2 separate regions of the Homo sapiens genome follow, and region 1 is linked to region 2. A link is a contact called in ENCODE POLR2A ChIA-PET data. All regions are on one chromosome and are shown on one strand. Each heading gives the region's core, a stretch centred on a gene start or an enhancer-like site at or near the end of the contact. The rest is flanking DNA. Distances are from core to core; before and after follow the strand shown. Region 1 holds the start of LINC01404 (long intergenic non-protein coding RNA 1404). Region 2 overlaps MYL2 (myosin light chain 2).

What was found. ChIA-PET counts read pairs that join two places held with the same protein, here RNA polymerase II (POLR2A).
Region 1: POLR2A ChIA-PET joins it to region 2 with 11 read pairs in A673. The contact joins the promoter of LINC01404 here to the enhancer-like site in region 2. POLR2A ChIA-PET finds 5 or more read pairs at or near these places in 2 of 52 experiments (A673 and WTC11).

What each region holds. Positions count from the first base shown.
Region 1 is chr12:110,956,110-110,959,367 of GRCh38, forward strand. It overlaps LINC01404 (long intergenic non-protein coding RNA 1404), which reads right to left and starts at 1,709. Exons shown (of 4, transcript NR_135002.1): 1 at 1,461-1,709; 2 at 1,283-1,371; 3 at 130-227. RefSeq lists an enhancer at 892-2,091.
Region 2 is chr12:110,916,208-110,918,907 of GRCh38, forward strand. All of the region lies in intron 2 of MYL2 (myosin light chain 2), which reads right to left. Among named protein-coding and RNA genes, the nearest start is that of MYL2, 3.0 kb to the right of the region's middle. RefSeq lists enhancers at 1,204-1,705, 1,706-2,205. Within about 2 kb of position 1,449, at least 5 of the 41 ENCODE cell types and tissues checked have a DNase peak (open chromatin) inside an H3K27ac peak, as active enhancers do.

The sequences.
Region 1 (3,258 bases), core at 459-2,958, 40 kb after region 2:
GGGTGGGCTGCTTGAGACCAGTAGTTTAAGACCAGCCATGGGAAACATGGTGAAACCCTGTCTCTACAAAAAAAAATACAAAAAATTAGACAGGTATGATAGCACACCCCTGTAGTCCCTGCTACTCACGAAGCTGAGGTGGGAGGATTGCTTGAGCCTGGGAGGTTGAGGCTGCAGTATGCTGTGATTGCACCATTGCACTCCAGCCTGGGTGACAAAGCGAGACCCTGTCTCAAAAAAAAAAAAAAAGCTATTTTAAAAAAATGAATTACTTTCATTGTGTCAGGCTCTGTGCTAAGAGATTTGCATGTTCTGTCATTTAACTTCCAAATATACAATTTCTGCTACTATCCCCATTTTACAGGACAGGAAAATGAGACCCACAGAAGTTCAAGTCACCAGGCCAGTTATTGTTGGGCTAGCACTTGAAGCCAGGTCTGCCTGAATTTAGGGCCTCAGCTCTTTCCCACGCATTTTTAGCCCAGAACCAAGCTGTTCATAAAAGGTGTGCCTGCAAATAGGAAACTAGAGAGCATGGGCCCTCAGAGAGAGCTCTGAACCCCATCTTCGACCTCGAACCTGTCCTTGGACTGAACCTGTCTTTAGGAGGTCTGCCCATACGGATGAATCTGGAGCAGAGGCCGGGCTCAGCAGGAGAGCTTCACAAAACTGAGATTCGATGAAGCAGAGCCCCGTTTTAAGGGCTGCACAAATCCACCCGGAGCCTTCCGTGTTCTCTCTCTCTCCAACAGCCTCCCTATGAGGAGCAACTGTAGGGACCGAGAGACAATAGCAGGCTGGGCCATGGGGAGGGATTTTTTTCCCGGGATCTCAGTGGAGATGGGGAGGTAGAGTGAGGGAAGGAAGCAGCCAGGCAGAGAGGCGCGGGGCTTTATTAATTAATTGAGGGAGAGACGTAATGGAGGGTGGAATCCACAGAGGGAAAGCGGGCTCCATCTCGAGTTTATGGGTCATTTTTCTGGTGGCAGTTCAGTTGCCCCAGAGAGGATAGCACCTCGGTCTGTCGCCTCCTGACAAGCACTAGGGGCCCTCAAGGCAAGTGGGATGTACCCCACTTCTGGCCTGCAATAGAAAGAACTCCCTTCCCGGATTCCAGGCGCGCTGGCTTTGGCCACGTGGAATGGTCATGGTGGGCTGCACTGGGAACCACATTGCAGGTTCGAATCCCAACTGCACTGTGTAGGAGCTGCGTGACCTTGAGTGAATTGGTTGACCCTTCTGTGCCTCAATCACCTCCCCTGTGAAGTGGGAACAACAGTACCTTCCTCGTAGAGTTGGGACGAGGATTAAATGCTTGAAATGATGCCAGTCCCACAGTAAAGCTTTCGGCAAAGGATGGGATTATTGGACCTGGGAAGGAGAAGACAGGTGCCTCAGTTTACCACGGATTCCACATGTGACCCAAATGCCAGCATGGGGGAAAGGAGACGTCTCCTTACCCCTTAGGCCTGGACAGTAAGTGGACTCCATCAATTCCACAGCCTGCCAATTTCTGGTAAATTCCTGTGTTCTTTTCTCCTCCACGGCCTCCTTCATCCACCATCTCTGCTCCTCCATGGGTACCTACGCAGACCCCAGAGACATCCCAGGGTCCCTCGGACACTCGCAGCTTCAGTTTCCCAGCATTGATTGCACTGCTCTGGGGAACAGTGCCCGTCCCTCCCCAAGGGCCCGAGGGCTTCTGGGAAGTGACATCCTCTTCCAGGGGTGGGGCCTGTGGCTGAGGTCTGAGCCAATCAGGATAATCCCTACCCCTTGGCTACAGTGATTGGCCCAAGGATGGGCATGTGACCTGAGCTTGTTCATCGGAATAAAGATGAATGTTTTCTACAAATTGAGGGAAGAGACTCCTTTGCTTGCTGGTCTAAAAAAAGGAATGATCTTTCTCCAGGTGCTGCTGACAGCCATCGTGTGCTGCGGAGGAAGATTGCCTGAGAATGGAGCCATTCAGGAGGAAATGGGGCAGAGAAATAAAGAGAAATCAAATCCCATCTTTTCAGTCCCGCTTCCCTCACTCCCTCATCCATTCTTCCTGGCAGACTATTCAGTTGTGCTTTTTAAGATTTATTCTGTTTTTGTTTTTCACCTAAGACGGTTTAGCTTGTTTGTTTTTCTCTTGTTTGCAACCAGTGTGTTCTAGCGGTTATTACGAATTTAATAGACTTTATACAAGATTTTGTAAAGGGCAGAAAACTCAAGATTGGACAGTGACTTTCTCCTAGGACACTATCTTGCCGGTGCCCTCACCTCAGTCTCCACCCTGGATCTCCGATTTTGTCCCTGAAACTTCAAATTCTTTTCCTTCAATTATACAATGCAGCAGCTCTCCTTTCAGTAGTGCTACTTTGTACCCTACCCTGGGGAAGAGGTAGCTCATATTCGAACCTGAGCTCTTGGCAAGGTCTTTTTCCAGATCTAAGGCAGTTCCCTTCCTAAGGGAGAGTCAGATGCCACTGAGGAGAGAGAAAGGTAGTCGGAGGGAATGTTATGGCAGACACTGTGGTTGCTCACTAATGTAACATCCCTTCTCTTCTTCCTTGCTGTAAGGACTCTAATCTTGTTCCGGGATTTAAGGAAGGTGGGTTCAGCCTCTGGCTTAGAGGATGGGCATGTAACCCAGTCTGACCAGCAAGGTATAAAGGTCAATTTATGGGCAGTCTGGGAAAGTTTTTCTTCCCCGATAAGAGGAAAACATAAGGGGATCTCTCTGCTCTAAGCCTCCAATTACTTCCTTCTCCAAAAGCAGTTATGTGAGGATGTGATGCCTGGAGCTGTGGAAGCCATTTTGTGACCATGAGGAGAAAGCCAAGAGAATAACAGAGACACTATCCCAATGTCCTGAGTATTGTTCAGCTATGAAACTAACCCTGGAAACTCCTTGGGCCACATAGTAGATATTTTAAGTTTTGCCAGCCATATGTCTCTGTCATGACTACTAAACTCTTCATTTATATCGTGACAGCAGCCTTTGACAATATGTTAACAAATGGATGTGACTATGTTCTGAGAAAACTTCATTTTCAAAAACGGGCTAAGGGCCAGATTTGCCCTGTGTGCCACTGTTTGGCACAACCTGTATTTTTGGCCATATTAGCTGGATTTGCAGTTACTTGCACTCAAAGCATTTCTAACAGAGCATGTATGGGCTGCCCTAGAGGGCAGTCTCTCACCCCAAACACAGCTGTGCTCACAGGCTCAATTGCCACTTGCTGGAAGCAACAGCTTATTTTCTTCTGT
Region 2 (2,700 bases), core at 199-2,698:
TGCCTGTAATCCTAGCTACTTGGGAGGCCGAGGTAGGAGAATTGCTTGAACCCAGGAGGCAGAGCTTGCAGTGAGCTGAGATCATGCCACTGCATTCCAACCTGGATGACAGAGCAAGACTCCATCTCGGAAAACAAAAACAAAAACAAAAAAACCTGAACACAAATGTGTATAGCAGCATCGTTCACAGTAGCCCAAAACTGAAAATAACCTACATGTCCATCAACTGATGAATGGATAAACCAAATGTGGTCTGTCCATACAATGGAATATTATTCAGCCATAAAAAGGAGGGAAATTCCTACAAAGGTTACAACATGGATGAGCCTTAAAACATCAGTGAAAGAAGCCAGACACAAATACCACATATTGTATGATTCAATTTCTATGAAATGTCCAGAACAGGAAATTCATGGAGACAGAAAATGGATTAGCAGTTGCCAGGGGCTGGTGGGAGAGGGAGGAGCAGGAAGTGACTGCTAATGGGTATGGGGTTTCTTTCGGGGGTGATGGAAATATTCTGAAATTAGATAGTGGTGATGGTTGCACAACTTTGTGAGTATACTGCAAACCACAAAACTGCACACTTCAAGGGTGAATTTTATGGTATGCAAATTATAACTCTATAAAGCTATTTATTTATTTATTTATTTATTTTTGAGAAAGAGTCTTGCTATGTCACCCAGGCCGCAGTGCAGTGGTGCAATCTCGGCTCACTGTAACCTCCGCCTCCCGGGTTCAAGCGATTCTCCTGCCTCAGCCTCCCGAGTAGCTGGGAGTATAGACGCGCATCACCAATGCCCAGCTTATTTTTCTTTAGTAGAGTCAGGGTTTCACCACGTTGGCCAGGCTGGTCTCAACCTCCTGACCTCAAGTGATCTGCCCACCTTAGCCTCCCAAAGTGCTGTGATTGCAGGTGTGAGCCACTGTGCCTGGCCCGTGATTCCTCATTTGTAAAACACTTGGGCATTTATAAAGTTCTGAGAATCTCCCTGACTGTCAGCTGAGATAGATTACTGGTCCCATTTTATAGATAGGGCAGGCTAGGGAGTGGAGAGGCCAGATGAGACACCAGTTTTTAGCTTTTTAAAAAATAATAGCTTTAGGCCAGGTGCAGTGGCTCACGCCTGTAATCCCAGCACTTTGGAGGCCGAGGCGGAGGGATCACTTGAGGCCAGGAGTTTGAGACCAGCCGGGCCAACACAGTGAAACCCTGTCTCTAGTAAAAATACAAAAAAATTAGCCAGGCATGGTGGTGAGTACCTGTAATCCCATTTACTCAGACAAACAAACAAACAAACAAACAAACAAACAGACCAAATGGGGAATCCTGGCTACATGTTTTGAGTTCTTTGCATCCCTTACCCACACCGCCGGCAGCTGATGCCAGAGGCTGGGAAAAGAGGCGGGTGTAGCTTTCTGCCTGGAAGGTGACTATCTCAAGTTCAGATATGACACTTGCCTCAGGAATTTCTCTTTCCCTATGGGACACGGCATTCCTGCAATCTGAATGTTAGTGAGGACAAAAGGTACGACTGTTCATTTCCTGTTTGGAAGCCCCAAATGGTTTCCCCTTTGATATAAAGCACACTAGGGCAGGGTGTAGTGGCTCATGCCTGTAATCCCAGCACTTTGGGAGGTCAAGGCAGGAGAATTGCTCGAGCCCAGGAGTTTGAGACCAGCCTGGGCAACACAGGGGGACTCAATCTTTACAAAAATCACAAAAATTAGCTGGGCACAGTGGTGTGTACCTGTGGTCCCAGCTACTCAGGAGGCTGAGGTGGGAGGATTGATTAATCTGGGAGGTTGATGCTGCAGGGAGCCGTGGTTGTGCCACTGCACTCTAGCCTGGGTGACAGAGCGAGACTCTGTCACACGCACAAAAAAAGAAAGCAGTCTGGTCTCTTTAGCATCATTTTAGCATAGTTCCCTCTGGAAAGCCAGGTGGGAATGTGGATGAGTCAGTGTGAGCCCTCGCAACGGCTGGAAAATGAATTCTGAGCCTGTCCATCCAAGCCCGTGTGCAGTTTGGCCTAATTGGTACTTTGGTTCTCTTCATAAGGTCCATTGCCATCAAATGCGATGGGGTTTCAAATGGGGCTAGTGGTTAATAATCAAAGACTGTAAAATGTAAAACCCAGAAGATACTGCTTTTCACCTCTCAGACTGGCAAAAAAAAATTGTGACTATTAATACCCAGCGTTGATGGAAATGTGGGGAAAGGCACGAGGCTGCTGGGCATAGGAATTAGTGCTGTGATTTTGGGGGGCAATTCGGACCAGCAGTTCTGCCTGTTTTTAGTTCTTTTGTTGTTGTTGTTTTAAGTTCCTTTGACCCAGCAGTTCTGCTTTTAGGAATTTACCCCCAAGAAATAACCAGAGATACAAGCAAAGAGGTGTTATTTATAGTAGTAAAACATTATAAACAAATGTCATATTTAACCATAGGAAATGGTTTAAATACATGATAGGAAATGTTAATGGTGAATTTCTCAACGAAAAAAATGCAGGTGTAATCAGTGGGCACAGAAGATTATAATTTTGTTTAATAAATATATACATAGATAACAAAAATGGTTTGAAGGGTATATACTAAAATGTGAACTGATTATCTCTGGGTAATAGAATTGTAGGTAGTTTTTATTTCCTTTTCTGTGCTTTTCTGAAAAATTTTCCAACATTTTTCAACATGGAATATGTT